2 separate regions of the Mus musculus genome follow, and region 1 is linked to region 2. The links are chromatin loops, found by intact Hi-C in ENCODE. Cell type or tissue: heart. All regions are shown on one strand. Each heading gives the region's core, and the rest is flanking DNA. Links, peaks and the distances in the headings are about the cores only.

What was found. A loop is a pair of places that touch in the nucleus more often than their neighbours do. Peaks named below come from ENCODE experiments on the same cell type or tissue, not always from the same donor. Only the 100,000 strongest peaks of a DNase experiment are listed, where the experiment ranks them.
Region 1: a loop joins it to region 2, with 4 times the contacts of the local background. A loop is called at or near these places in 16 of 42 quality-filtered maps.

The regions. Positions count from the first base shown.
Region 1 is chr10:40,996,782-41,012,270 of GRCm38, forward strand. No RefSeq gene overlaps it. Among named protein-coding and RNA genes, the nearest start is that of Gm48057, 31 kb to the right of the region's middle. In heart, for the core only: no CTCF peak of the experiment used is centred there; no DNase peak of the experiment used is centred there.
Region 2 is chr10:41,397,853-41,413,341 of GRCm38, forward strand. Ak9 (adenylate kinase 9) reads left to right here. Exons shown (of 40, transcript NM_001370813.1): 27 at 1,820-2,039; 28 at 4,380-4,445; 29 at 8,976-9,182; 30 at 9,498-9,716; 31 at 11,093-11,306. Among named protein-coding and RNA genes, the nearest start is that of Gm25626, 18 kb to the left of the region's middle. In heart, for the core only: a CTCF peak has its summit at 6,289 (motif pointing left); no DNase peak of the experiment used is centred there.

The DNA of each region.
Region 1 (15,489 bases), core at 6,009-10,008, 400 kb before region 2:
GATGGACACAATAGCCTGCCTATATAATTCTAGCCTCAGAAGGTAGAGACAGAGCTATCTCCAAAGCAAACTCATTAGCAAAACTGCCCATATCCTTGATTAAGAGTCCATCAATGAAGATATAAGAACAATTGAAGATTATTCCTGACATATACATGCAGGCACACACATGTGCACAGATACCCACATACATATGCACTCATGCTCATGCTAAAGCATGCATACATATATGCATACCATACATACATGAAAAATGGAAACAGAAAATGCATATAACTTCTTCCCCTCCTGAGCCTAATAGTTAGTAGTAGTGCACTGTGGGCCCCAGCTGTTTCTGCTTCTTGAGCACAGGTGATATTGGCAGCTGTCGCTCGAACCTGCCACCACTGCTGTCACCACTGCAGCCATCGCTGCTGCTGCTGCTGCTGCTGCTGCAAGAGTCAACACTGTAGTTCCTATCATTAGCCCAGGAAAGAAGCTAAAAACCAAACTGCGTTTCTACTGAAGTATAAACGTTCTAAGTTTGATTATAATCAGACAAGACCATCTATATTATGATGAGGATTAGGATCCTTGTGAAAGTGGTGAGAGAAGACAAGGAGGGGGGGAGGGGAGGGAGAGGGGGAGGAAGGGAAGGAGAATGGAGGGGGAGAGGGAGAAGGAGGAGAGGGGGAGAGGAGAGAGGAGAGGGAGAGGGGGAGAGAGAGAAGAAAAAGAGGAGAGAGAGATGCAGTTTTTAAATGAATGACTAAGTAGTGTGAACTCATTAACGGTTGAGTTGTGGTCATTTAAATATTTTTAAATGATACTCTGTTAGTTATTTAGTTATTTGAGAATTTCAAACAATGTATTTTGATCACACTCCTCACTACTCTCCATCTCTCCCCACTCCCACCTCCCCCTACCCACCCAGCTCAGTGCCCCTTTAAAGTCATGACAACTGACAAGAAACACTAATTCAAATTTGTGCTAAGCAAATAGTCATGTGTGTGTGGGACCACGCCCTGGAGCAAGGTTGATTCTCCCAGCATCTGACCAGTTCCCAGCAGCTCCGCGGTTAGGGGTGGGACTTCGTGCCCTCCTGCCGAGGTAATTAAACATTTTGAGAAACTTTCAGCTCTACCTCATCAATTTGACTGAATTTGCAATTGTGCTAAGTTTTTTTTTTTTTAAGAAAACTATCATTTTTCAAATTGTTTTCAGGATGCCTCATCATGTAATAAAGATTAAAGATGAATCTTTAAAAGCCAAAATGGGTTAATTAGCTTAATTTAAGAACATAACCTTTTAGCCAGGCGTGGTGGCACACGCCTTTAATCCCAGCACTTGGGAGGCAGAGGCAGGCGGATTTCTGAGTTCAAGGCCAGCCTGGTCTACAGGGCTATCAGAGAAACCCTGTCTTGAAAAACCAAAAAAAAAAAAAAAAAAAAAAGCGAGGTGGTGTCAGGTTAGCCCATACCATTGCTTAGCCATTTAAAATACTGCCATCCGGTCTTTTTTCTGAGTATCATTTTGTATTTTGTGCTGAAAGCACACGTATTTACCCTGTTTTGTTCCCTGGAGCAGGCTGTCTTGTCCCCATCTATCAATACTATTTGTTGCCTTCCATTTTCAGTCACTTTGGCTTTCTCTCCTCAGAACCAGCCTGGTTTCCCATCCCCCAGATGCCTGCACGGACTGCTAATTTCTGGAAGGCTTTTGGTCTCTGTGAATTCATTAATAAAATGCAAATTGCTTTTTGAAGGGAATTCTCAGAGGAAGCAGATTTCAGATTAATTGGAAGGCCGCCAGCGGCTAGGCTGCACCACTGGGGAAGGACTGCTTGGAAAGAGGAACAGATCAGTCAGTGAAAGGCCGAGTCTGTGCCTCTCATCTCTTCCGAAGCGGGTTGCCTCCCAGTCAGCATCAATGCCCTGTAAAAGGTTCGAGGAATGTACACTGTCTGGTGTGGGTGGCACCTTCTCTGGGTCTGAGTGATACGAATTTTCATCTTTTTCATGGTGTCCCTGGATTCCGGCTTCTCTGCATCTCATTTTTTTTGGAGGTTTGATAGGGTCTTGTGGGACCATGAAACGTAGCTTGGTCCCCGGTTGGGCTAAGGATTGAAACCCCGCAAATTCTGAAGAGACTGTAGTCGCTTCGCCTGATTCCCCGGCACCAAGCCCCTGTCACTAGCCGCGGCCTCTCATAGATTTGTGACCATCAGTGCACTGACCCAAGCCTCTCCACTTGTAGAAGACGTGACCTGTGGTCACGTAGGCTCAAGGCAGATCTCCATAGTAATGAGTATTACAGGCTTGGAGGGCTTAGCCAATAAGCCTTCCTTCCCAGACACTCTTCCCTGCAAAAAGTATTTAACCTCAGGCTCACCCTGAGAAGTGAGATACGGTTTTACTCATCCACTTTCCACCATGACAGTAAACATCTTAAAACCATGGATTAGGGGCTGGAGATGGTTAAGAGCACTGACTGCTCTTCCAGAGGTCCTGAGTTCAATTTCCAGCAACCACAACCATCTATAATGGGATTCAATGCCCCCTTCTGGTGTGTCTGAAGACAACAACATTGTACTCATATACATTAAATAAATAAATTTTTTAAAAAAGTTTGAAACAAAACAAAACAAAACTATAGACTGCCTCTTTTCATCAAGATCGGTCGTGGAGAGCCATGGAGAAGGCCTTCGTCCACAGAGTCGCCATCTAATCTCTCATAGAAGGCCTCTCTGTGCTCCCAGCCACAGCCTCCACCAAGCCCAAGCTCAAGCCAACCGGTGACAAGCCAAGGACTCACCCCATGGGACCAGCCGCAGCTCCCCCTGCCACTGCGGGACACTGTTCTCAGCTCCTCCGCGGCGCCCAGCAGCGCCTGGGTGTCCAAGAACCTGAGAACCAGGCTTCATTGTCGCTGGCTCAGGGACCCCCAGCCAGCTCTGGCTGTCCTGCACCTCAGACTGTGCTTCCCCAACCCCAGAGCGGTGTCCCAGGGATGCCCTATGGCCCAACACCCGCCTGGCGACATTGTGGGGTAAACTCCCTCATTCCTCCTCCTCAAGCAGGCATGCCCTGTGGAGGAGCAGACGCAGGACCCTACAACCAACCATACAAGGTCTACAAGGTTTGGGGGCAGCTGCCCTGGACTGTGGATGAAGGCACAATATATGTTTGCTGATGAATTCCTCTTGCGGTTTGTCCCTCAGCTCCTCTGCAGCCCTTGCTGCACAAACGTTTATCAGAACACTTTTCCTTTCTCCACCTCAGACCCCAGACCTCACTTCTTGCCTCACTCTCCTGATACTGAGTATAAAATAGCTGATTTGGCTCTCCGACACTGCTGCCTGAAATCAGCAGACACAGGAGATGGACCTTTCTAAGCGTTGTTGTCATCGTCGTCGTCGTCGTCATCATCATCATTTTTTGATGACAGGAGTAGAAAAAAATGCTGCCTGTATTTCAGTACTCTTTTGGAGAGTACTGAAAGATTATTGAAATAGTAAGTTTTTTGAATAACATTTTTTAAAGAAACGTTTTTACACAAGGTGCATGCCCACATATGGACATACAGAGCCCAGAGGAAGATGTCTGGTGTCTTTCTTTATCTATTATTATTGTCGTTTTGTTTTTACCAACAGCGCCTTTCCCTGAATGTAAAATACTACATTTTGGCCAGAAACCTCCTGGCTCACAATAATCTTACTTGCTTCCCTCCTCCCCCCCACCCCCCCAGTGCTGGGTTTGCTGACACACAAAGAAAGCCACGTCAGATTTGAACCCAGGTCCTCTTGCTTTCACACAAGCACCCTTTCCCATTGAATAATCTCCCAGCCCCTATGAAGAACATTTTATGCTGTGTACAAGAATGATATAATAGACTAGTATGTGAGCCTTGCCTGTAGTTCCAGCTACTCAAGAGGCTAAGAAGGGAAGAGAGCTGGAGCCTAAGTTTGATGGCAGCCTGGGTAACACCATGAGACCCCATGTGGAGGAGGAGAATTGGGAGGGGGAGGAGGAGGAAGAGGGGGAAGAGGAGGAGGGGGAAGAAGAGGAGTTAGAGGGGAAAGGGTTGAAGGAGTGAGAGCAAAAGAGAGAGTGTAGGTATGTGTGAGAGTGTATGAGTGTGAATGTGTATGAGGATGTGCACATGTGTGTGCATGTGTGAGTATGAGTGTGACAGATTGTGCACATATGTGCATGTATGAATGTGTGTGTGCATGTGTGTGAGAATGTGTGCATATGTGTATGAGTGTGTGCATGTGTGTGTGAGAGTGTACGTGAGAGTGCATGCATGTGTGTATGAGTGTGTATGCATGTGTGTACGTGTGAGTGAGTGCATGTGAGTGTGTGTGTGTGCATGTGTGTGTGTGTGAGATTGTGAGCATGTGTGCATGTATGAATTGTGTGTGCAGGTATGAGAGTGTGTATGCATGAGTGTGTGAAGACGTGTGCATATGTGTGTGAGTGTGTATGTACACATGAATGAGTGTGTGCACATGAGAGAGTTTGTGTGTGAGTGTGTGTATGAGAGTGTATGCATGTGTGTGTGTGCATACGTGAGTATGAGTATGAGAGGTTCTAGTCTCCTCTCTGCAAACCATTAAACACTTCCCAGGATCCCCAGTGCTGAGAGCTGCGGGAATAGTTTCACAGGTGTGGGAAAACAAGAAATGAAGAGAAGACCTTTCACCCGGGAGAGCAGGCCTCACTCAGAGATCATCACTGAGCGACTTTACATGAGAAGAGAGGTTTGCAGGAGGCCCGTGTGGCTGCCATTCCAGCTAGCTTCTGACCACTACGGTCAGAGGCAGGGAACGCCCCAAGCCGAAGCTTAGAACCTCTGAGAATGAGTTAGGTGGAACAAGGACTACAATTTAAAAATGATCGATGTGAGTTAGAGTATTTGGCACATTCTTATAAAGCACAGCTATTTCTTCTATAAATGTGATTTGCCATTGATTTAAATTTATAGCTTGCATTTTTAAGGATCGCCGAGAAGACCTCCTTAGTTTTCATTCCTCAGTTCGTTGTCCAACTCTGTAATTTTTATCAGGGGAAGTCCTATCTGTTGCCACTAGCCTAACACACCCTGAGCTTTGAGGACAGATGCCCAGGTGGTGTGGAGGGACCCAGTCTGCTCCATGACAGCCAACTGTGAACAGATCCTCTGGGTTTCTGTGCTGTTTGCTCCTGAGATTCCTCCTGATGGGAAGGTTCCCCTGTCCCCACCTCTGCCTGAAGAATCAGGGCTACCAGCCAGTCTGGTGGTTGGTCAAACCCACTAGCCTAGAAAGAATGAGAGAAGAGAACTGTTCTGCTAAACATAGTTGTGTGTGTGTGTGTGTGTGTGTGTGTGTGTGTGTGTGTGTGTAGGGGAGTGGTATGCAGCCATTTCCTCATCTGATTTGGTTGATGTAATTTCCCATGGGATTAATAAATTCTAAGTGTGGGGTCATTGTGCCCTGTGGAGAGTGTCATTGTGAAGCTCTTTCTATAGTAACTCCCTTTAACATTTTAAAAACTTACCCTTACATATTGTAGTTAATGTATATGCATAAGGACAACTTAGAGAAGTCATTTCTCTCCTTCTATCATGTGGACTCCAGGGTTTAAACTCTGCTTGGCAGCAAGCCCCTTCACCCACTGAACCCCTGTACTACCTTCTCACTATAAGACTTAAGCTTTTGAATTTTATGTGTATTTTTTGAGATGGGTTCTCTCACACTGTAGCCCCATCTAGCTTGGGACTCATAGCTGCCTGCTGTGTCCACTTCTCCTGCAGGGTAGCCAGGCCAGTTGTGTACCAGGCTGGACTGGAGGGAGGGAAGCTTAGCTGGGAGAGGATGTGTGCAATGTAGGACCTCGTCTGTGATGAGTGCACAGGTAAAGAACACATCCGGGAACAGCTTGGGAGAACTGGTTCATTTATTGGAGGGCAGGGGGAGAAAGGGGTATTTATGCCCCTGGGGAGGTGGTCAGGGTCCTGGGGCAAGGTTTGTGTGTCTTTGTACCGTTGGCTGAAACAGAAACAGGGGTGTTGAAAGACACTTCATTGACAGACTCAAGGGATGTAGGGCCGGGGGAGGGGGGGAACCTTATAAGATCAAACAAGAAGTGTGGTCAGGTAACTGTTGGGGTAATAAATTCATAATAAATTCTTGCTAGGGTTGATGGTGGGGCTGCTGGGGAAGCAAACTTTATGGCACCAGGTTGGAGGAGGAGGTAGCCGACTCCTGCTGTCCTCATCTGAGGTATACAGAGTTGAGGGTCCCTCTACCCTTCCTCCCTAATCCTGCGTCATTACGGTCCCACACATAGAAATCCTCTGACCTCAGTCCCTCAAGTGCTAGATTTCAAGTATAAACCAACATGCCCGACTTATACATTATATTTCTTAATGATACACTTAGTTCAGAAAACTCACTCCTAATGTCTTGCCTTGGCGTGTTATCAAGACTGTAGGCATGAACCTGGAGACATTTCCCCTAACCACTGACAGGATTTTGTCTAGTTGTTTCCAAGCTTAGAGGAATCAGACTCAAAACTCCAGCCTTGAGGCTCAGAGCACAGAACACTGGCCCTCCACATACTCCATATGTCCAAGCACAGGATTATTAGTCATGGGACTGGAATTTGAAGCTTAGACACAGGGCTTCTAACTCCATGTTCTGCCACAGGTTGCCCCATTTCTTCAGCCGTTGTGTCCATCCTGAGGTCCGTGAGTCATACACATCCCAGGCAGCAAAAGTGAGGCCCAGCACACTTGTAGAAGACAGTGTCATATTGCAGTGTCAAACATAGGCACTCCTACTAGAGAGAGCTCTGCTGTCTGTTTATGGAGTGTGATATTCAGTCAGCTTCCGTGTGACAATCTGGCTGCAGCTGAGCTGTGGTCTCCTGCCATGGTTCATAGCTATGTTGAGGAGTTACTCAGAATTCACCATTGGTCCTGTGGAATGATAATCTCAGATTCAGTCTCATTATTACTCTGAGTGAAAGAACCTGGGCAGCCTGGTTCCACCTTGTGGACATGGGCAGTTTGGCATGTCCACTCATACTGGAGAGGCCCATGAGGAGCTGAAGCCCCAACCAGAAAGCCCCAGATAGCAAACACTCCGAATCTCCAACCATTCGAGTATCTATGTGACATAAGTAGAAAACCATGAAATTTGTTTCGTGCACAAAATTGTGAAAAATTACTCAGGTTTTGTGGAAAAATGCATACATAAAACATAAGGGAATTTTGTGTCTAGATTCATGTCCCAGCTCAGAGACATCTCATTACATTTGTGCAGATTAGATTAGATTCGATTAGATTTTATTTTCTGTGCACTATGTGGGCATAAGTTACAGATGGCTGTAAGCTGCCTGGTGTGAGTTCTGGGAACTGAACTTGGGTCCTCTGCAAGAGCAGAATTCATTCATAACCAGCACACACCATCCAGCTAGCCCTAGTCCCAAGTACTGCAAAAGAGACACGCTGGCTGCATAGAGTCATCTAGTCATTTAAGTATTCCTTTGAAGGCGAGAGGCTGGCAATGAAAGGTGATTTTTGACTCTGCTGGCTGGTTGTGTAGACCTGGCACATTTTGCAATGTCCAAGAGGACTTTGGCTTTTCTGAGTTTTCAGCATCAGTAAAAGACTACGTATATTACGGTAATTATATTACAGTAATTACGGTATATTAGTACCTAATGGAATTTTACTTGGGAGATCAGGCACTCTGCATGACCAACAGATGGCAGTGTTGACCTGCTTTAGACAATGCTGTCAGCAGCACAGTATTGCTCCTGCCCGTGGGTGAGATACCCAGTAACAGACCAGGCTGAGATGCATATAGTTTTCCAGTCCTCTCTCTCTCCCTACCAACCTGCCCCCACTACAGAGTCACTTGGTTAAGTGTCTTCTTCCAGAAAGACGTGCTTCCATCTCTGAGGGGGAAAGGGCTGAGAGCACAGAAGAGCAGAACAGACCGGCTGGGCTTGTTGGCGTCATTTCTTCACATAAAATAAAATAAAATAAAATAAAATAAAATAAAATAAAATAAAATAAAATAAACGTTTGAAATGCTTCTCTTGCACCTGAATTTATTGTTAAAGTGTAGAAAGTCTCAGAGTAGGAGATGAACCTGTTCAGGCAGGCCTGAGGGTGACCTGCTTAGCATGGACCATTGGCTATGAGATGAGAAGGGGGTCAGCAGGGTGAGGGCCTGAAAGGATGGCCCAGGCATGGTGCAGGCAGGAGGGAAAACACACCAAGCTGCAGAGACAGGACTAGAACTGAAAAGGCCAGTGACAACACTGAGTGGTAGCCCTGTAAGGGTTTCCTGTGTGCCAGGCTCCGTTGGAAGTTTTAGTTATTATTTTTTAAAAGATTTGTTTGTTTGTTTATTTATTATATGTGTATAAATACATAGTCACTATCTTCAGACACACCAGAAGACAGTGTAGACAGTGTCATATTGCAGATGGTCAGATGGTCGTGAGCCACTATGTGGTTGCTAGGATTTGAACTCAGGACCTCTGGAAGGGCAGCCAGTACTCTTAACTGCTGAACCATCTCTCCAGCCACACACTGGAAGCTTTTTGTAAGAGTGGTTTCATCTATTCCGTACCATCACCAAGGAGGTGGACACTATGATTGTATCCATGTGACAGCTTCAGAGAAGGAGGTCAGCTACAGTGAGGCCCAACACACTTGTAGAAGACAGTGTCATATTGCAGTGTCAAAAAATAGACACCCTTGCTGGGTGTGGTGGCGCACGCCTTTAATCCCAGCACTTGGGAGGCAGAGGCAGGCAGATTTCTGAGTTCAAGGCCAGCCTGGTCTACAGAGTGAGTTCCAGGACAGCCAAGGCTATACAGAGAAACCCTGTTTTAAAAAAGAAAAAAAAATAGACATCTTTGCTAGAGAGAGCTGTGTTGTCTGTTTGAGGAGGAGGAGGAGGAGGAGGAGTGTGGTATTTGGTCAGCTTCCGTGTGACAATCTTGTTGCAGCTGAGCTGTGATCTCCTGGCATGGTTCATAGCTATGTTGAGGAGTTACTCAGAATTCACCGTTGTTTACAGGTTACACTTGGTCCTTTGCAATGCTAATCTTACATTCTGTCTCACCAGTACTTGTGAATGAACCTGGGTGCCCTGACCTATCTTGTGAACATGGGCTGCCTGGCGTGTACACTCACGTGGGGAGGCCAATGAGGAGCGAAAGCCTAGGATATCATTTAATGCAAGCAGTACTGAGACCGTCTATGACAAGCTGGTGGGATGCTGACAAAGGTGCAGGCCGCGAAGCAGACTTCTCTGTTGGACACGGATGGGCAACGATGTCACACAGTGCCCAGCCTGGGGTAAAATGTCCCACACTGGTATCTGATTTATGCTTATGGTTTTTTGTGTTGTTTTCTGATTCACAGGATGTGGCTTAGGCCCTTAATCATTCATTTTAATGTGTGCCTCTCATGAAAATGGCAACAAGCAGTAGCAACCGGTATTCTGTGACCTCTCAGCATGTGCTTCAGCCTGTGTCAGAATTTGATGTCTTAGGATACTGGGTGTGCTCTGAAGTCTTCATGGGTGACTCCAGTCTCTCTTAATTTCATCACACACTCAAGGGTATCAGTATCTCCATTTACATGTTAAAAAAAAAACACAGAAAGGTGAAGTAGCTTGTGCATAGTCAGTCAGTGGTTATACAGACTTGGGATTTGAACCTAGAACTTGGAGTCCTGCCATTGTGTCCCTCTGCATTTCCATGGTGCATGCATGAGAACTCTATTCTTTGGGAAGGTCTGGGCAGTGGCTTCAAAGAGGAATACTGACTACTGGAAATCCAAGTGGAGTGGGATTTGAACCCGGATCTATCGAACTCTCAAGCTCTGCTTGAGGCTGCTGTTCTAGCCCAGAAACAGGATAAGGGACTGGATCACATGATCATGGAGATGAAAAGGGCCCAAGGTGCGCTGTCTGCAAGCTGGGAACAGAGGGATGCAAGCGACCAGTGCCATTCAGTTTGAGTTCTGAGTCCGAAGGTCAGAGAATGGGAGGTGTGGATAGAAGTGCCAGGAAATGACAGGCGTGGCACATGGCGTTGCATACTCTGGGTGGGGCACCATCTGGCAGAGTCTGTGAGTCTGATAACGGGCGTGGGGAGCAAGGGTAATGTGAATAGCTGAGGTAGGAAGGGTAGCTCTCAGAGAATCCCAGGCAGTTCGTGGTAAGGAACATCTATGATTCTGGCTAAGTATCATCAAGACAGTGGTTCGAGGCTGGACCTGGTTGCCGTGTTTCTACCTCCACAACCATACTGTTCATGTATCCTCTCTGAGATTTAAATTATCACACCTGTCCTTATGGTGATAGCCCAAGACTGCTGTGGCAATTAAATGGTACAGGGAATATGAGAAGGTGGGCAGGCTGGTGGGCAGCGACTTCCGGCCCAACCCACGTCCCCCACTAGATGTGGGAACCAGAGTCTCTCTCTTCTGTCCATGTTTAGGAGGGGCCAACTGGCATTTAGTTTTCAATTTTTTGAAGGAATCTATGCTATCAAGACTTTAGGATACGTGTTGTACCCTGCTTCCGAGGCTACCTCTCCCAGAGCCATCCTATGGTAAAGTGCTATAGTCAAATAGTCATGGTGGTCACTTGACAGATGTCAGAAGCTCTGGCACAGTCCAGGAAGCTACACACCAGGTTTGGTCAAGGCCCTGATCTCACCACTCTCCCCCGTTCTGTTCTGAGCAGCTGGGGATGGGGATGGGTCAGTGGGGGAGGGGAAGTAGTGGGGCTGTACATCAGTCTGCTTCATGCTACATTCATAAAAACAGCCCGGGAAGAAAGAGGAAGGCTAAGGGTGAGCTTCACCCACATCCCACTTTGCACTGTGTTAAGCACCATTCCAAGCATTGCTGTGAACGTAAGACTCACAGTGAACCCTACAAGTAGGGAGTTAACATCGGCGTCATGATTATCCAAGTGAAATCATTAGGCCTCCTCCAGCGGTTTCGTGGAGAATTCTTGAAATGGAGATTTTCAGTGTCCCCCTCAAGACCTTTTGAATTAATGTCTCCGAGGTGCTGGGTGTTGAATTCCAGGATCCTGTGCATGTTAGGCAAGCACTTTAATGGCTGAGTGAAAAGGAGAGACAAGAGGAGGAGGTTGTGACTAAAGTATGGGTTCGATTTTTAGCATAGATGTAAGTAAGGGCAGGTAGAGGGAAGAGTCTAGGCTGACTGTGGAGGGCCAACTAAACTGGGACTATGAGAGGAAAGAGAGGGAGGAGCCACAGGCACTAAGGGATGCTTGGAGGGCTGGGAGGGGCCACAAGTACTGAGGGACCTGGGAGAGCTGGCCAGTGTCTGCATACATTAAATAGGCATCCCAGCCATTTGTCCCAGGGGTCTGAGACTTAGGCCAGGAGCTGCTTCCGGTCTTCACGGAAGTCCTCACAGGTAAGATACTTTCCCAAACACTCTGAGTTACTTCATCAAGCAGGGCTTTCATTGGAGCACCATGACGGTGTGGCAAGACACAATTGGCCAAGGATTTAGGTGCTTGGGGTTGGATCAAACACTGTATATAAGCTCATGGGTTGGGCAATAAACTCTGATTTCCTGTTGCTGGTCTCTGGAGTTGGAGCGCCTGGGATTTGTCACATGACTATGTTGCCTCTCATCCACCACGCTCGGTCCTGTTGCCACAGAACAGGACCAAGAAAACTGCTGTACTCCCAGACCCTCTTTATCTGTGCATGCTTCCAGCCACCTTCCCAACCCCCTGAAATATATTGCTAGTAATTTGATAATTTTTTGTAGAGTTTTAATTCCATGCCTACAAAATACCTTGGAACAAAAGGAAGAAAATAAAAGTCAAGGGAAAATGTCCTTTTGGAGTAGTAGACTCAGGCGACCCTCGAGGCTCAGATAAGTGCATAGGATGATTCCTTCCAAAGACGGTTCCAGAAACTGAGGGCAGATGAAGTCTTTGTGCTCCCTTAAGTCCTTGGAAAGGAACAAATTCTTTGTTTCCATGGGAATACATTATTTCCATGGGTGTCCATCTTCATGCACTCTCCCCATGCCAGTACTAAGGAAAAAATTCACATGATGCTAAGTGGTACCCTCTTTTAAGGTCCCAACTACCACCCGTACAAATTAGTGAGCATTGTGTGAGAATGCTATCTTTGGCCATGGTGTTATGTTATTGATTAGCCTAAGACCTGTCTATGCTGACTTGCCCTTCTCACGAGAAAGCTGATGTTGAGAAGGTAGCAGTCACAGCTGTCATTAGGCGGTTGACTTCTTTCTGATGGGTTTCCATGGCCACTTTAGTAACTTCCTGCTAGGCTTGGATATAAATTGTGTGAATCCTGAAGCTCATATAGCTTTGGGGTCCTCATTCAGGATTTCTAAGGAAGCCACAGATAACCAGAACTGTCACAGGTACAAACGGCTCCCCAGTTCCATCAATTCTTTGTTTCTTACCTCTTTTTTCTGCTTTCGTTCTTCATCCACCTCATCATGTAGCAGTGGCTTTACCATGAATTTTATGGAGAAAGGGAGAAGCAAAATTAATTTACCCTTGAACCTGGCTAAATTAAAATGTCATTTTCTTTTAGTTCTATGACTTTATGATTGAACTTGATAACAAGTTTCTTCTCAGATGTGAGCTGTAAGAACTCAGTGAATTTCTTGTAGACTTGCTTCTGGCATCATGGATTCCAAACCAGGGGTCTTCCTCACTAACCTCACACTTCCTGAACATGTTCACAATGCTGCATAGTCCCCAACCTTGGACACTCACTAGATAAGAATGTCTAGAGGGTAATAAGAGATCTTCTAAAACCAGTCCTTAGGACAGCTAGTGATGATCTAAACATGTATTAATGTAAATTACAGGCTGCATAAGATGTCCCTTGACACCCAAATTAAATATTCCCCATACTCCAATTCCTCCTTAATCGGAGATCCCAAAGTTCTCTGTCACTTTTCAAGAGCAAGCGTTGCTGAAGGGAATGTGCTGTAATTTGGATCTTAAATATTCTTCAAAGTTCTTAATAGTCTCCAGAGGATGATGATGATGATGGTGGTGGTGGTGGTGGTGTATTTGAAAATTGTAAAAGGACCAGGTGGGAGGCCTTATATCATAGATCATTTAGGAGAGGCTGTAGGCCATTTAGGGCATGTCTTTGAGTGACATTTTGAAATCTATCTCTTCCTTTTAATTCTTTGCTTCCTGGCCAGCGTGGGGGGTGAGCAGCTTGTTCATTGTGTGTTCCCAACCTTCATGTTCTGCCTTGCCACAGGACAAAAATAAATAAATAAATAAATAAATAAATAAATAAATAAATAAATAAATAACAGGGCCAAACAACCATGAGCCTACATCTCCAAAACTGTGAGCCAAGAGCAACCTTTCCTCTTTATGTTCACATTTCTCAGTTTCTTGTCCTAGTGACAGAACATTAACACAAGATGTCAGAAGGAAGAGTCTTCATTGCCCAGGATTTAGATAGTTCACATTGGGCGGGGAGGTGGTTTAATGAGAGAGTTGCTTGCATGACATTGGCAAGGCCCTTGTTTTAAGTCCCAGTGCCACAGCAGCAGCATCAACAACAAAACAAAGATCTAAAAACTAAGTTCTTAACCTCTATACCGCATATGAAAAGCATATTAGCAACACTGTGAAGAACTTCCCCTGGCAAACACTGGTAGGTATTTCTCCAGTCTGGTGAGGGAAGCTAGGAGAGAGAAGACAGAAAAGCCAGTATGTCACATTGAAGGATCAGTTGACTCCTGTCACTGGAGTGGCCCTGTTCCTGCAGCCCCAAGAAACAAGTCACGTTTTGTTTCATTTATGGTCCAAAGGAAGAGTGTGGAAAGAGAAGTGGGCAGGTTCATGGCTGGTCTAGCATCTTGTGTGTGGACTGGTGTTCCAGCATTCTACTCTGAAGGTCCAGGCCATGTAGGTAGCGCCTTGGGAGAGCTCCATGTGTCAGGAAATTAGTTCTTTTCTAATTAGAGGTGATAATGGGATATGCCTGGCAAAGTCTGAAGGTTCTGAGAAGTCACTGAGACAGAAGGGAGAATTTCTGTGCTGGTCTCTGCCAAGGCAAAAATGTAGGTCAGCCCAAACAGCCTTGGCTTCTAGGGAGACTTGAGTTCAGACAGACACATAGAGACTCTATATATGGACTTATTTATTCTTGTTTTTCATGTTTTGTTTTTAATGTTGTTGTTTTTGTTTGGTTTGGTTTTTTTTGTTTGTTTCTTGATTTTTGTTTTTGTGAAACTCCAGATTTTCTGTTGGAGGTGATAGGCCAAGCTGGCTGTTCTGTAAAGGTCCCAGCCAGTTGTTGCTTTTCGCGTACAGGCTCGGAAAGTACCTGCAGGAGAGTCACACAATACTGAGGAGCCATTCATGAGCCAAGTCCATAGACTTGACCTCTGGGAATAACAAGGAAGGAGATGAACCTTGTAATGTCTCAAGAGAGGGCATGAGAGAGCGGCCTATGGGCAATGAGAAGGCCCTGGCATGAGAAACAGGGAACCCAGTAGAAGAAGGTGTGTGGAGAAGACACTTCCTGGGCAGCTCTCCAGCTGACCTCAGGTCTCAGCATCAAGGTCTCTCATCTCCTGCAGCCCAGCTGAGGAAGAGAAGAATGATGTAGGTCAAAGTCTGATATAGAGGACACCATGTTCTGGGGCCTCCACAGAAACTGGGTCACTCTGGTGACAGCAATCATGGGGCTGACCATTCAGTGCGACACTCTTGCTTCCCTTTCTTCTCTCTCCTAGTCTCCCTCATCTTCCTTGAGTTCTCCCTCAGATACCAACTATGTAGCCGTCATCTTTTGTGACATTGGAGACAGAATTCTGTGACCAAGCATAGACCATGTTCCCATGTTTCCAGTGAGACTAGCTCCCCCAGTCACTGCTATCTGCTAGGCTTTATTCTAGGGGCGCATCTAGAGCCTTCCTGACAGCTTGTAAATTGGGATTTCTATTTCCATTTTACCCACAAGGAAATAATACTTGCAGTAGGACCTGAGGATTCGTTTGTGAAATAAATGAACAGATGAACTAGTGAATGAGCAAAAATGCCAAGAGTGGAAGAGGCTGAACCACGACCACACAGCTTTCAAGGGTATAGTTCTGTCAGGTTCCAGACATGCAGCCCGCTTGGCTTTCGAGATTGGGTAGTCTTCCTCAGCTGCCTCTGTTCCTGCTGAGTTCCTAGTGTTACCGTGGTTTCGCCTTTCTCTCTTCTCTTTACTCTCCTACCTTCTCTCTCTTCTCCCCATTTCCTGCTCTGCCAGTGGCTGTTCTTCCCAGAATGCACTGGGTCTACAGAAGCACCTGCCTCCTGGAGAGCATGTGTGTGATGAGGGAAGAGGGTGAATCAGCCTCCCTTGGACCCACATGCCCAGAACAGGGCTTATAGAACTGATGAACTCTGACAAAGAGGTTCACGTGACAAGATTCTTGCTGGGGTCC
Region 2 (15,489 bases), core at 4,738-8,737:
TCAGCTCTCATAGAAACACAATGGCTTAACGGAAAGCAAAGACTTGATAGTCTCCTGTTGCTCTTGAGCACAACAGCATCAGAGTTGCATTGTTAGAGGATTTAATTTTAAGGTTTGCTGTTTGAGTTGATGAGTTGGTTTTCATGAAAAGTCATCCGAGGAATTTTGACTTAGGATTGGGACAGAATTTTCAATAATTCTTGAAATGGTCCTAAGAATGCTGTTGCCCTTTTGCGTTCCATTTTTATCCACAGTGCTGACCTCAGCACTATCACCACATGTCTGAGGAACATGGAAGATGCTGTATATCCTAAGCATCAAATACTTAGCCAAGATTTTATTCTTTGTTTGCTTGGTTTTCCTGCTGGTTTCTTGTTTGTTGAGATGAGATCTCATTGTGCAGTGCTAACTGACCTAGAACTCGCTTAGCGTAGATCAGGGTAGCCTCAAACGCACAGAGATCCTCCTTGTTTTTACATGAAAATAAGCAAGCACATAAGTTTTTAACAGATGGTAAAATTATGTGTATTGCCAAGGAATTGTTTTAAAACAAGTTTGTTATCACTGAAGTTTGATTTGTAGAGTTATTTTACATACCTGTATATCCAAGCCACCTAAAAATTTCCCAAAGTCTTACATGGTAGTGCCCACCCTTAATCACTGCACTCAAGAGACCAAGGCAAGCGATCTTTGTGAATTTGAGGCCACTCTGGTCTACAAAGCAGGTTCCAGGCCAGCCAGGGTTACATACTGAGACCTTGTCTAAAAACAAAACAACAACAAATAAAAATAAATAAATAAATAAATAAAAACTTCTCAGACTAAAAGGGGCTGGCAAGTGGGAGAGGTATAAATTCTTTAAACTATTTATTACCCATCGAATAAAGTGAAAATTCATCAGTACATGCTAAACTCTATGATCTAAGCGGAGATAGTACCTGGGGATTGGGGGCGAGTAAAAACCTGCAGGCTTTGCAGCAGGCAGGGAAATCTGAGAAGAGTCGAGAACTAAACTAGGTTCTGCTAGATTTTTAGATACCAGTGCTAGGCCAAGATTTCAAGAGTCATATTTTTTGCCACATTTTAGCAAACTCAAATGTCTGGGATAAGTAAAACATAAATTCTGGAACATAGAGGCAGAGTCGAGCAATCGCGTGCGTGCCGCGAGCAATCGCCATTATAAGATGGCGCTGGCTTCCACTGCGCCTAACTAGTAAACAAGCCTTATGCGCAAGTGCAGGAGTGAACTCACGCCTAGTCACTGCCCATCTCGCAGCGTAGTAATGGGGTGATGGGCGAGCAACGAATCAAGAGCTGTCACGCCACATCAGGTGCTGAAACGTCACGCTGTGGGCTATATAAGCAGCGCCATTTTCCTGGTTCGGGGTCTTCCCTCCTGATAAGTAAGCAATAAAAGCTTTGCCGCAGAAGATTCCGGTTGTCCTGAGTGTGTTCTTGCCGGCGGGGACAAAAGCTTGGGCAATACATAGTATAAGTAGATCTATAATATATTTTTTCTATTTGATTTTTGTTATCATACAAAATAATGAGCTGACTATGACATTTTCATATATAGATATAAATATAAATATATAGATATAATCTCCCACTGATTTATTTCCTCTCACAAAATGGTTCCTCTTCTGCTTTCATGTTAATAAATGTCATATAGAAATTGAAAGCTAGGTAGATGATAGATTGATAGATTGATTGATTGATTGATCTTAATAAGAGAAAAACATTTGATGTTTGTCTTTTGGGTGTGGCTTCTCTGGAATATTAATGATGTTTTAAGCAAATTATAAAATTTTCTACCTAGCTCCACAGGCTTCATACTGGACGGCTTCCCGCGGCACCCTGAGGAGGCCCAGTTTCTGGGCGAGCGTGGATTTTTCCCAGATGCCGCCGTTATAATACAAGTCGATGATCAAGATATCTTTGATCGTCTCCTTCCTGCCCAAGTTCAGAAGTGGAAGACAAAACAGCACAAGAAATTAGAGAGGAAAAAACTCATCAAAGACCTGAAGACAAAAATCAAGGTACACGGGAAGATGTCTGTTTATCACCTAATTGGGTTTCTAAGTAATGTTCACAAAAACAAGGTTTCGATTTTTTTTTGTTGTTGTTGTTGGTTTTTGTTTTTTGAGACAGGGTTTCTCTGTATAGCCCTGGCTGTCCTTGAACTCATTTTGTAGACCAGGCTGCCTCAAACTCAGAAATCCGCCTGCCTCTGCCTCCTGAGTGGTGGGATTAAAGGCATGCACCACCACGCCCTGCTGAAAGTTTCAAATTTTAATGCTGCAGTAAGCATGAAGACATTTTTCATCAAAGTTTTCATCCTTTAATATGAATTTAAAACTATTTGAAGCTTTTTTGGTTTTGGTTTTGGTTTTGGTTTTGGTTTTGGTTTTGGTTTTGGTTTTGGTTTTGGTTTTGGTTTTTGTACAGCGTCTCTCTATGTAGACCTGTCTGTCTTGAAACTCTGTAGACCAGGCTGCCCTTGAACTCAGACATCCCTTGTCTCTGCCTCCCAAATGCAGGACTTCTTTGAAGCTTTTTTCCACCATGTTAATGCTTGCCTTTCTTGTTTTTATTATTAGGTATTTACTTCATTTACATTTCAAATGCTATCCCCAAAGTCCCCTATACCCTCCCCTGCCCTGCTCCCCAACCCACCCACTCCCCGCTTCCTGACCCTGGCATTCCCCTGTACTAGGGCAATACCAAGGGCCTCTCCTCCCATTGATGGCCTACTAGGCTATCCTCTGCTACATATGCTACTAGAGACACAGATCTGGGGGATACTGGTTAGTTCATATCATTGTTCCTCCTATAGGGTTGCAGTCCCCTTTAGCTCCTTGGGTACTTTCTCTAGCTCCTTCATAGAGGCCCTGTGCTCCATCCAATAGATAACTGTGAGCATCCACTTCTGTATTTGCCAGGCATTGGCATAGACTCACAAGATATGTCAGGGTCCTGTCAGCAAAATCTTTCTGGCATATGCAATAGTGTCTGGGTTTGGTGGTTGTATATGGGATGGATCCCGGGTGGGACAGTCTCTGGATGGTCTTTCCTTCTGTCTTAGCTCCAAACTTTGTCTCTGTAACAACTTCCATGGGTATTTTGTTCCCCATTCTAAGAAGGAACGAAGTATCCACACTTTGGTCTTCCTTCTTCTTGAGTTTCATGTGTTTTGCAAATTGTATTTTGGATATTCTAAGTTTCTTGGTTAATATCCACTTAACAGTGAGGGCATACCATGTGTATTCTTTTGTGATTGAGTTAACTCCAGGTCCATCCATTTGTCTAAGAATTTCATGAATTCATTATTTTTAATTGCTGAGTAGTACTCCATTGTCTTTCTAAATTAGTGGGTTTCAGGCCTCCCAGGAGGCCTCTGTCAGGCACAGCAGCAGTTGATGGGCTCTGTGATGGGCTTGGTGGGGCATTGAGAGAGCAGAGTAAAGCTCCCACCCACAACTAACTATCCGGATCTGTGACCTGCCGGTGACCTGCCGGTGCTCTCTCCTGGACTGGCCCCTAAACTGTCCCATTCATTCATCATTCCAATTCCTCACAGACCAGCCCTCTAAATGTCTGAGTCAAGTCTCACTGTCAGGGTTAGAACTCCCAGTGTTGTCCAAATCCATTTCCTAGCAGTGTTTTTAGCTCCAGTAGGTGTAATAAGCCCTTCACTAGGGCAGCCAGACGAGGTGCTTCTGGCTTTCCTTATCAGGGAGCCCCACCCTGGGTGCTGTTGTACAGTTCTCTAGGGATCCCCACTATCACACCCTTAGAATAGGGGCATTGCCTGCTTTGATGATGTGTTTTGAGAAGAAAGTGAAAGGATATATATTGTAATGCCCAAGACAGTGCCAGCCTCTGTCGGGCACACTGTAATTAGTTAAACTTTGGGGAATCCTGAGCTAAGCAACACCAAAACCCTGAGGATGTTTGAACAGATACACTATGTCAGACCCGGAGAAGAGCAGGACCTAATCCTTCACCCTCCCTGAGCCTGAGCGTATCCCCTCCACGGTATACGTATATGCTTTCCACGGCCCTCCAAGGTATGCGTATATGCTTCCCACAGCCCTCCAAGGTATGCGTATACACTTTCCACGGAGACACAGCTGTGCTTCCAAAGACCTGTCTACACCATAAGGAAAATAGATTTCCAAACATTTTCAACACTTGGGAGGGCGATAGCCTAGAAGGGCAAGGATGTGCTAAGTCAGTCACCATCACGTATTTTCCTGGTGAGGTCCCTACCTTCCACCACACCTTAGCCCCAGCTTGAAAAGGTACATTAACACATACACAGCAAGTGATTTTTATCATATTTGTCCATTGTAAACCTGTAAATGTTTCCTCAACAGGAGGACATGGTCGCTAAAAGGAGAGCTGAACTTATTTTGGAGAGAGAGAAAAAAAGGAGAGAAGACGTAAGTAGAATATTATATATATATATATATATATATATATATATATATATATATATGTGTGTATGTATATGTATATGTGTGTGTGTGTGTGTGTGTGTATAAAACACCATAGTCTCAACAGTGGAAGAAGGAGAAGGCCGTGTTTAAAAGTGTACAGGAACTCACACTGGGTTTAAAGGGGATTAGTAAAATTTATTTCTTTTATTTTTGGTATGATATAAAATTGTTGCCAGTATAGGATGGCCCATTATCTGTCTTAAAGACTTTAGGTAATTCCATAGAATTAGAGGCTTGTAAACAATGATCAATTACATTTCTAGAGGCTTCTCTCGTATGCAGAGAAGCAAAAAGGAATCCTGAACAAGTGTCAATACAAACATGTATATATGTCAATTTTCCAAATTCTACATAATGAGTTACATCCATTTGCCAAATATGTTTGGGCATAAGGCCTCATGGATTAACTCCTAAATGCTGAACTGGAGATAATGTGAGGCAGTTAGGGCATTGTTTTATAATCATTCTTGCCTGCCCTTTAGTAATCTTATGTCTGAGCCTTAAAGTGTGGCTAGAAAGATGAAATTTATCATGACCACATCTAGCCAATGCAACAGGATCTGAAACTAAGGCCTCTCCTATTAGAGCTCTGTCAATGTATTCCAGTTTTATGTTCAATACCAAATTCCTTTTTTTTTATTCAAAGATGTAGTATTCTGCTTTGTAGAAAATAGAATGCTGTAAATTTTCTACTAAGACGTGTTCTTCATAAAATTGACTATGTATCCCACTAAAATAATTTATACACTAAACTCCTAGGATTGATGTATTACTGTGTGTGCGAGAGAGGGAGGGACCTGCATGCATGTTTGTTGAGGTCAGAGGATTATTTAGGACTTGAGAGGGTTGGTTCTCTTATCCCACCGTGTGGATCCTCGGCTAAAGCTCAGGCAGCCCAGCTTAACTACAGATGTCTCTTCCCATTTAGTGCTTGAGACTTAATGAACTGAAAGTTCACTCTGGGTATTGAATTTTTTTCCTAGTGACTTTATGGAAAAGTGGGTGGAGGGAACACCATTGGCCTCACCTCCCACAGTGCCTGTGGACAGGTGTAGGTCATTTGTCACTATTGCAGGAATGGATTTTAAGTTTTAATCTTCTGTTTGATTTAAACATTGCTTTGGTATGATGACGACACCCGTGGTCAGAAAGGACTCTGGAGAGATGCCTTTCCTCTCCTGTGCTCTTAGAGGCTCCAGAGCAGCTGATCTTGCTTCATCACACACATTCCATAGGCTGTTCTGTGTGACTGAGGGCAGAGCACTCTGCATGCTTGATAGCCTTCAGATCCTGGGCCAGCCTTTCAATGGGCTCCAGAGAGAGAGGCTTTTGTTGGTCCTTGGCAAGCTTGTCAACAGGAGAGGGGACACCTCTGAGATTAGTTGGGACCCAACACACCAGAAAGTAGTCTTCAGGCAATGGTAAGCGCCCACTGACCCTTCACATTTTCAAATAAGGATGGAGAGGCTACTGGAAAAGGTCTGTGTGTAGATAACCATTGCCCACAATGCACTTAATTGTCTGCATTGCGGAAATAGTTTTGTATTCACTTCAAACTCTTCACATTAGGTGATGACCCCAGCTTCCCCCACTGTGCACTGTGGGGGCAAGGGCAGGGAGGGTGGATTGGCAGCATACCTGACTTACTCTCTTAAAACCAACTCAGGAACACTTGCAGACAAAGCCGTTTTTAGCAGCAAAGAAAACCTTAGTAACCCACAGGTTGGCTTCAGCAGCCCAGTAACTGTTTCCATGGATCCTACGGGAAACATTGCCATCTTGTGGAAACTCTGCCCCAGAATGTGATTAAAGAGATTTCTCTAAACCAGGTTCCAGATCGCTCTAGAATCTCTGCTCTCTTGCCCACTGGCTCTGCCTCTGGGCCTTCTCTGGCATGTGGGTCTCTTCTATTAAGTTGGGAGCCACAGGAAGGGAAGACCCTGGAAAAGCCAGGAGAGTAGATCAACAAAATCACTAGGTGCCCTGGGTGAACCAGAAGTCAAAAGAGAGTGAAACAGGGTACAGGCACCTGCTCCCAACTGCACCTGCTCTCAGCTGCACCTGCTCTCAGACTCACCTGCTCTCTAGCTGCACCTGCTCTCTCTCAGCTGCACCTGCTCTTTAGCTGCACCTGCTCTTGAGCTGCACCTGCTCTCATTTGTACCTGCTCTCAGTTGCATCTTTTTTCCAAAAATTGATTACAATGCACTTACCTATGATTTGCCTGTTATTAACTCAATTTGAGACTTACTAAACATTTTAAAATCTGTAGCTATCTTTCTCCACAGAGTTGTTTAGGTCTACCCACATATCTCATATGTCCCTGAATTCTGATAAAATTTTAATCACCATTCCCCTTTGAATTGAGTAATTCTGTTAATGTATCCTCAAAAACCACCAAACACTCCTCCTGCTATCTCCATCTCACTAGTAAGTTAACTCAAAAAATATTTTTCATTTCAAATATTATCATTTTTTTTAAGATTTATTTATTATTATATGTAAGTACACTGTAGCTGTCTTCAGACACACCAGAAGAGGGAGTCAGATCTTGTTACAGATGGTTGTGAGCCACCATGTGGTTGCTGGGATTTAAACTCTGGACCTTCGGAAGAGCAGTCGGGTGCTCTTACCCACTGAGCCATCTCACCAGCCCAATATTATCATTCTTAATCCTAAAATCTCCACATGCTTGGTGTATACATTTTCTATTTCTATCTTGCAAGGCTGTGGTAACTGCTTTCAAACTCTTGATCAGTGACTCCAGCACATGGGACAGGCATTGAGTCACTGTTGGTTTTTTGAGAATGAGCCACATTTTCTGAATCCCTAACATCCTGAGTAATGTGAGGTTTATGTAATGTGAGGTTTATGTTCTTCAGTGATGAACATTATGAGTCTAAGTTCTGGATGATCTTATGTGACTTCAGAGATCTTGCAGTTTGGTTTTAGCAGACTATTAACCTTGTGAGACCAAGCATAAAGACCATGCTCCTCCTGCATTGGGACTGTCAGAGTCCCTCTGACAGTCCCAGATGAGCAGGATACCTGGAGAGAGCATCTATGCATTGAGTTTGGCATGGCTTTCCCTGACTCTGTTCTCTCAAGTTTTCTTTACTCTCTAGTGATGCTGATTGTAGTTGCTTTTCCCTGGTTGCTCCAGAAAAAAATAAAAAATAAAAAATAAAATAAAATAAAATGAACACAAACACAACAACAAAACAGTAGACTTCTTGCTAGAATCTTAGTGTCCAGGATGTACTTCTAACAGAGGCTGCCCTCTGCACCAACACCTAGAATCTGAAAACTCACCCTTGCCTGGCTGTTTCCTTCTGACTGTCAGTGTGTTTGGCTTTGATCACTCTCTGGGCCATTGGGATGAGTTAGAGAGGGAAGAAAAGGGGGAATGGGAAGAGAAAGGGGAAGGAAAAAAAAGAAGGGCGGGGGAAAGTAGGAAGAATGAGCTTACTTCGTTGTGGTGGAAGCAGATCTCTTAAGATCATAAAGTTTGGAGTATGTATCCCCTATAATGAAGACTGATGTCCGAGATGTCAGGGGATGGGAGAAGCACTACTAAAGAAGAGTAAATTGCCCTCAATTCAATCCTAGAACAACAAAAATCCTGCCTAGTCTCAGGCCATAAGGTCAATCTCTAATACCAACAGGGAGACAACACACACAGTAAGTGTAACAAACAAATTGTTTTTTGTTTTAATTGTTGTTGCTGTGATAGGACGCCATGATCAAAAGCAACCTGGGAAGGAAGGGTTTATTTCATCTTAGAGCTTGTAATTTGTCATGTAGGGAGGCAGAGCAGGAACTCAAGGCAGGAACCTGGAGGCAGGACTTGATCCAGAGCCTGTGGAAGACTGCTGCTTCCTGGCTTGCCCCTCCTGGACTGCTCAGTCTGGTTTCTGTATACACCGGGAACTACCACAGTGGGCTGGGCGCTCCCACCCAATCAAGACAATGCCCCACTGAAGGCCCAAGAGGGGCCTATTCAGGTTCCCACTTATCAGATGACTCTAGCTTGTGTGAGGCTGACAAAAGTCTAGCTGTCACTTTGGGGGGGGGAGGGAGGGATGTTGATGTGAGAGTTCTGTCTTGGGCTGATGGCCTTCCATGTACTAACTTATCCAGTGCCCCACTCCCAGTTCCTATCCTATGAGGTAGCTAATTCCCATTTAAAAGATCTTGTTCCAGTTGGCAATGCAGCTGCTAGTATTTTATAATCTCTGAGCTACATTCGATATTATTTCTAAAGACTATCAAAAACACATACCATGACAACGCTGGCTGGGCATAAATAGCATTTCGAATTCCGTCTGTTTGCGGAAGCATCATCGGTTCAGTTCCTTAAAGGCATTAAATGTCCAGGTGTCATCTCTCATTTCTGTACAGCCCTGCCAACCAATCCGGTTACTATACAACAGTGTCACGTGATTCGAGTAAAGCGGCTGTTTTCTCCCTTAGGGCACCTTTAGAGACGAAGACGAGTTTAGTGACGAAGATGCTGATTATGAGGATGATATTGAGAACATCCTTGAGGAAGAGTTTCCAAAGGATGAGGAAGAGATGAGCGAAGAAGATGAGGAACAGGAAGCAGACGCTACGGAACGCCTGAGAAATGAGCTTGGGGAGAAATTTGAAACAGAAACAAATAATATCCAGTCGATACAGGTTAAGACCCTCCCATCACCACTACTTAAAGAATAGCAACTTGGGCATGCAAAGAGGGTGATTAGGGTCAGTGTCCTGTGTGTGTGTGTGTGTGTGTGTGTGTGTGTGTGTGTGTGTGTGCGGCTTCATGTAACAAGGTATGAAATTCACAAATGGAGAGCAACGTGGGTCCCTCCAAGGTCAGTGTGAGTTTATCTTCCCATGGGCAGCCCCTCATAAAGCTTACATAGCCTTATATGCTTAATCACCAGCTGTGTCTACATACTATAACTGAGAAACACTAAATACATCAAGCTTTCTAATTTCTCTTATCAGGATGAATTCGACAAGGTTTTGATACCAATAATTATGGTCAACGGAGCTAGGAAAATGCATATTGTACAATATGTAATGAATATGAAATTGAAGCCCCTGGTGGAAAACCGTGAGAGCATTTTTGAAAAGTGTTACCCGGTATCCTCACACCTCGCTCATAAAATGCTCTCCTACACCTACAAACACATGAGTTCATTTGGCTACTGGGACCCTGTAAAGGTAACGTCAGAAAGTCATCAGAAAGCCATCATCCCTCACTTTTTAAACGTTGCTTAGGAAGGGGTGGTCATTTCGAAAAATTGTAAATATTGTATAGTGCTATCCATTAATATTTGGAGGCTGAGATGGAGCCATCTGAGCCCCACCATTGCTTCTTCTGGGAAGTACATTATGCCGTGCCAACACTCAGCCCCACTGGACTTTCTTTGTGCCCCTAACATTTACTCCCAGCCAGAGATGTCATTCCCATCAGGATGAACCACGGTGCTGACGATATCGTTGACCAAATCCCCATTCTGCCATAACTCTCAAAGGGAAGCAGCCTGACACACTCTCATACCCAGTCTTCCATGTCCGGGAAAGATGGCTCCATCAAAAGATATCACACCTAACTATCATGAGTTAATTCCCCACTCTACCCTGTCCCATACCCACACCTCAGGCTAACTCTGCTGGTGGGTGTTTCACATTTCATGGCTGTTGTTAATGATGTGACAGGATTTCATCTGAACAAAAATGCAGAATACATTTGTCTATCCTAAAAGACAACCCAGCAGGACTTACTGTATTACCTGTTTCAAATACACAACTTCAGACAGAGCAGGTTAGCCAGCGTCGTAGTACTACTAAAGGCCTCTCATCCAAGTACTAACCAGGCTCAACCCTGCTTAGCTTCTAAGGCAAGGCATATCAAGGGTGGCATTGCCAGGGTGGTATCCAAGGATGAAAAGCCTTGGTCAAGCTGTGCTTGAGGCCACTCACCTTGTCTACCACCGTCTCTCAGCGTGATGACTCCATATACAGTCACATGGGCAATAAGAGCTTCAGCATACAAACAGTAAAGGAGAGGACAAACAAGCCACAACACCACCTCAGACGTGCACCTGTTTGTGGGGTAAATTAGTTCCTGAATAAGTGTAACAATTTCATACTCATTGTCAGAAGCATTCATTATAAGCACAAGTCATTATGTAGGAAGTAGGAAGGTAATCGTCATAAGCTAAAAACCAACCAGGAGCCAGGCGTGGTGGCGCACGCCTTTAATCCCAGCACTCGGGAGGCAGAGGCAGGCGGATTTCTGAGTTTGAGGCCAGCCTGGTCTACAGAGTGAGTTCCAGGACAGCCAGGGTATACAGAGAAACCCTGTCTCGAAAAACAAAACAAAACAAAACAAAAACAAAAACAAAAAAACCAACCAGGAAGCCTTACACAGACCACATATGCTGTGGAACAGCCTGCACTTTGTATACCATTATCTTGTTAACACTTTGTACTATGTGAAGAAGCTTATGTTTTTATGTTTTACATTCTTTCAAATGTACTGAAAGAAATGCTTTACAAATTAAATCTGACTTGTGAATTCAATCGTACTGCAGCTAAGCGAAGGAGAGACAATCAAACCTGTTGAAAATGCAGAGAACCCGCTGAACCCTGTAATCCATCGTCACTACATCTATTTCTTATCTAATAAGCAAACTAAAGAGAAATTTATGATGAACCCCATCAAATACATCCGGCAACCCAAACCCAAAGCCACTATGCCTGTGCGGATTATGATTGTGGGGCCTCCCAAGTCAGGAAAAACTACAGGTGAGTGTTTGCTTCACAAGCATCAAGGGAAAACCCAGCACCAACTCTCCAGGAACCAGCCATAAAATCTGAGATTTGCCATGGTGACTGTGCAAATTTACATCCCTGCCAACACTGTACAAAAAGATTCCTTTTTCTCTAGTCTTTGCCGGAATTTATATATTTTACTTATTTATTTATTTATTTTGGTTTTTTGAGAGGAGGTTTCTCTGTGGCCCAGTCTGTCCTGGAAACTTTCTCTGTAGACCAGGCTGGCCTGAAGCTCACAGAGATCTGCCTCTGTCTGCCCCTGCCTCTGCCTCCCAAGTACTAGAATTAAAGGTATACATGTCTAACACCCAGTAGAATTTGCCTTTTTAAGATAATAATCATTGTGGCTAGATGGAGATAGGATCTCAATATAAAAATCACTATTTGCAGGTATTTGGTGGAGTATTCTTGTGTCTAGTCATCAAGGATGTTTATTTTATTTTATTTTATTTTATTTTTATCTAGATGATTGATCGGTCAGGGACAATGAGCTACTGAAAGGATTTAACGTTGTTGCATTGGGGCAAATCTTTTACTTTATGTCCAGTAGGGTTTATTCATGGAAGTGGGTATTCTGACATTATATACAGTTGTGTCTTCTCAATGCTCCTGTTAGTTGCCCTCTTATCACTGTGACAAGTATCTGACAGGAGCAATTTAAGGGAGAAAAGACTTATCTTGGCTCACAGTTTTGGGCTCACAGTCTGTGATAGTAGCAGAGATGTGATGGCTCAGTCTAAGACAGCGAGCGTGTGCAGCTGCCACATCTTCACACCTCAGCAGGTCAGGAGGCACAGAGCTCAGGCTAAAAGCAGACTGAGTTATGACTTGAAAAGTTTTCCACCTTAAGGGGCCACCCAAACATAAAACAACTTTCCAAAGTAGTACTAGCAACTAATGACCAAATGATCAACATGTGAGTCTTTTGGTGACATTTCACATTTAAATCACAAAACTCTGTTGTATGCCAGCCTGTGGCCTACTTGAACTGGGTACACCTGGGAGGCAGGCTGGGGCTGAAAGAGACTTAGACGGTGAGAGATTAATGGAGACCAAGACATGATTCTGTTCAAGGCCCGCCAGTTTACTAAAAGAGTGTGCTTATAAAAGGGGAAGGCCCATCCCCTGCCAGTCCATTCTTGGTGTCTGGAGCCAACCTGCAGAATAGGATGTTCCTCGGGAATATCTCAGAGGCTTCTCAGAAAGTAGCAATGTCTTGGAGAGAGCAGTGGCAGGTGACAGAACAAAAGAGCCATCTAGGTCAGAAGCCTCCACCCTAGGTAATCTCCTTCTAGTGGCAGCAAGGTCAAAGTCTGGATCAGCCTGCTTCAGGGCTGAGGAAGGCTACAATTCCTCCCTGATTATATAATAAAAATAGCCAGACCGAGGCATAAAATTTATTTATGCTCCATAGTCCTGCCTGGGAGTTATGGTGGCTGGCGGCTGTGCCTGCCTTAGGATCTCAGATTTTCCCAAGCCATTCTTATCCATCAAGGAGCAATGCATGCAGCTTGTTTGTATTATTTTGCACAAACATGGCTCTGTGGTGTATTATTAATAAACCACGGCCTCTTGGCATGTACCTCTGTCTTAGATTGATATGGCTCCGAAATCTGGTTGCCCATCATTGACTAACCGGCCATCATAGCACACCTTATTCCCAATTCAGACCAAAGCCACAATATGTACTTAGAATGCTTCTTGATGAAGATTAATAACTGCCACTTGCACTGTTGGAGGCAAGGCTTTACATCTGCTGCAGTCAGGCTGGCCTGCTTGAGAAACAAAGGTAGGACAGTGAAAAGCAACAGTATAAAAGCTTCTTTGTGGAAGCCCAGGTACTTTATTCAGTTGCAAATTAGCAACAATCAAGCTCAGGCTCTGGCCTCCAAGTGTCAGGGAGCTGGCTTTTAGAATTAGCAAAAAGGCCAGAGAGTCTCTGGAAGTGGAGGCTGTGCTCCAAATTAACTTTGCTAGGTAATTAAGATTTTTAGCTATCTTCAATAGGAATCTCTAATATTGGAATTATTACTAGACCAGTCCAAGATTGAGTTAGAATAACTGGTCACATTGAAGGAAAGAGAAGAATCATTATAATTCTTTCTAATGACTAATCTTTCTAAGTCAGATTACACAGTCTCTAATGTTCTTTTTACCATAAGGTTAAAAAGCTTGAAGCAAGGCAGTTCCGCTTGTCCAAACTGGAAAAATGGCAAGCAAGGATGGGTCGAAAACATGTACCCAATTCAGCTTCCTAATCACTACAATCAGGGTACTGAGCAAACTTACCTGTCAGCTTGTCACACGAATTAGCCATCATGCTTCTGCAGTGTTCTGTGGAGAGAACCTATGCTTGTCCCTTTCCTAATAAGGTAGCTATTCAGGATCAAGCCATATGCCAATAAGTAGATCCTTTTAAGATATTATAAGGCACTTACTAAGTTCTTTGACATCCAAATTTCAAAATTCTAAAATAAAAGTATGATTTAAATAATGTGCACGGGAATGCACTAAATAATATGCACGAGGATATAATTTCCCCTTTCTTTGTCTTTTAAGAAGCTAAAGATTTAAAGTTCCACAATACCTTGTCCTTGAGAATTAATAATTTGTTGACAAAACATCTCAAATACTTGACTGTTATAGTCAGTTTTAATGTAACATGGGCAGTGACTAATAGCACTTTCAAGAGCGGTTGTAACTAGAAAGCTTGAAAAGTTATTAATAGTCACATGTGAATAATTTATTTATTTATTAATCAGAAATAAGAGCATTCACTTGCAGCAATTGATTAAGTATGGGTCCTCAAGAATTAACACCATTATGTGGAAATAGATAGAATCTGAGGACACCAAGAACAACTCTTTCACAATTTGATATGCACCTTCTCTAAAAATACCAAAATACTATCTTAAGCCATTACTGTTTTGATTAAATAAAGAACAATATTATTCTTAAGTAAGGCCTGTAATCTGCCTGAGATATAAATCTAGCATGGCATTGGCTTAAGGGGCAACCCAGGACAAATTCTCAACTGTCCAAAAAACAGTCTTCTTAAAAGAACAGCAATTTTTCTTATGAGTTATATATGCATAAACCATTGCAAATTTGAGAATTTATAGTATCTGAGGGATGAACAATTTTAAGCAATTGTGAGCTCTGAGATATAATATTGACTATTAATATACAAATGAAGGTTTGATTGTTCAGCATTTTAAAACACCATCCACAGCACACAACTTAATTATCTGTGCTAAAACAGGAGGAAACTCAAAAGAATAAGCATGTGATCCAATTCACATCTACTTATTTCCCATAGAGGGGTTGTTTTTAAACACAGTAACTGGGATGCATGCATGCATGAATTTATAGAATATACAGAAGCATGCATAAAAACAATTTTTAACTTATCTTTTATTATTTAAAATGATGGTATGCAATAGGTCAATTATTAATATTCTGTAATAACCAAATTAATTGCTGTTTGGAACAAGGAACAGACACTTAGTCAGGTTCTTAAGACACAATTTTTGTTATAGGTTTTCTAAAATATACGAATTTATCTTACAATTCCTTATTAGCACCACAGAGGCCTTAATAGGTGTTAAAACTTTACTTTGAGGTGAAGAAGGATGATTTTACAACAATGTTTTCTCTTGACAAGGAATTGCTGTGGGCACATAACTAAAATAAGCAGGTAATATTTAATTGCCATTGATTATAATTGATAACAATTATAAAAGCTTTCTTATTTTCTGCAAAGCCTTTTGTTCTTTGTCAGTTAATTTGTGTCTCACTTAATAGCACCTAACAAAGGCTTAAGTTCTCCTGTGGTGAGTTTAAGGTGAGGTCTTAGCCAATTAACATCTCCTGGAAGCTTTTGAAAATAAAATTTTGAAGCAAATCAATTTTTCGTTCCTAGATTTTCTGTACCACGATATTATGATATAACTAAAACCCTAAATATTAAAAGAATATTGCTTCTGAATCTTTTCTGGAGCAACAGCTACTCCCCAGAACTTAAAAGCTCCTTGTGTGGGAGCAAGGATTTAAAGTAAACTTCCCTTGAGAGGCATTAGCTAATAACATACTTTTCACTTAGGAAACAATATACTCTGAAAGATTCAAACTCTTAGCTTCTTATATTGAGGCA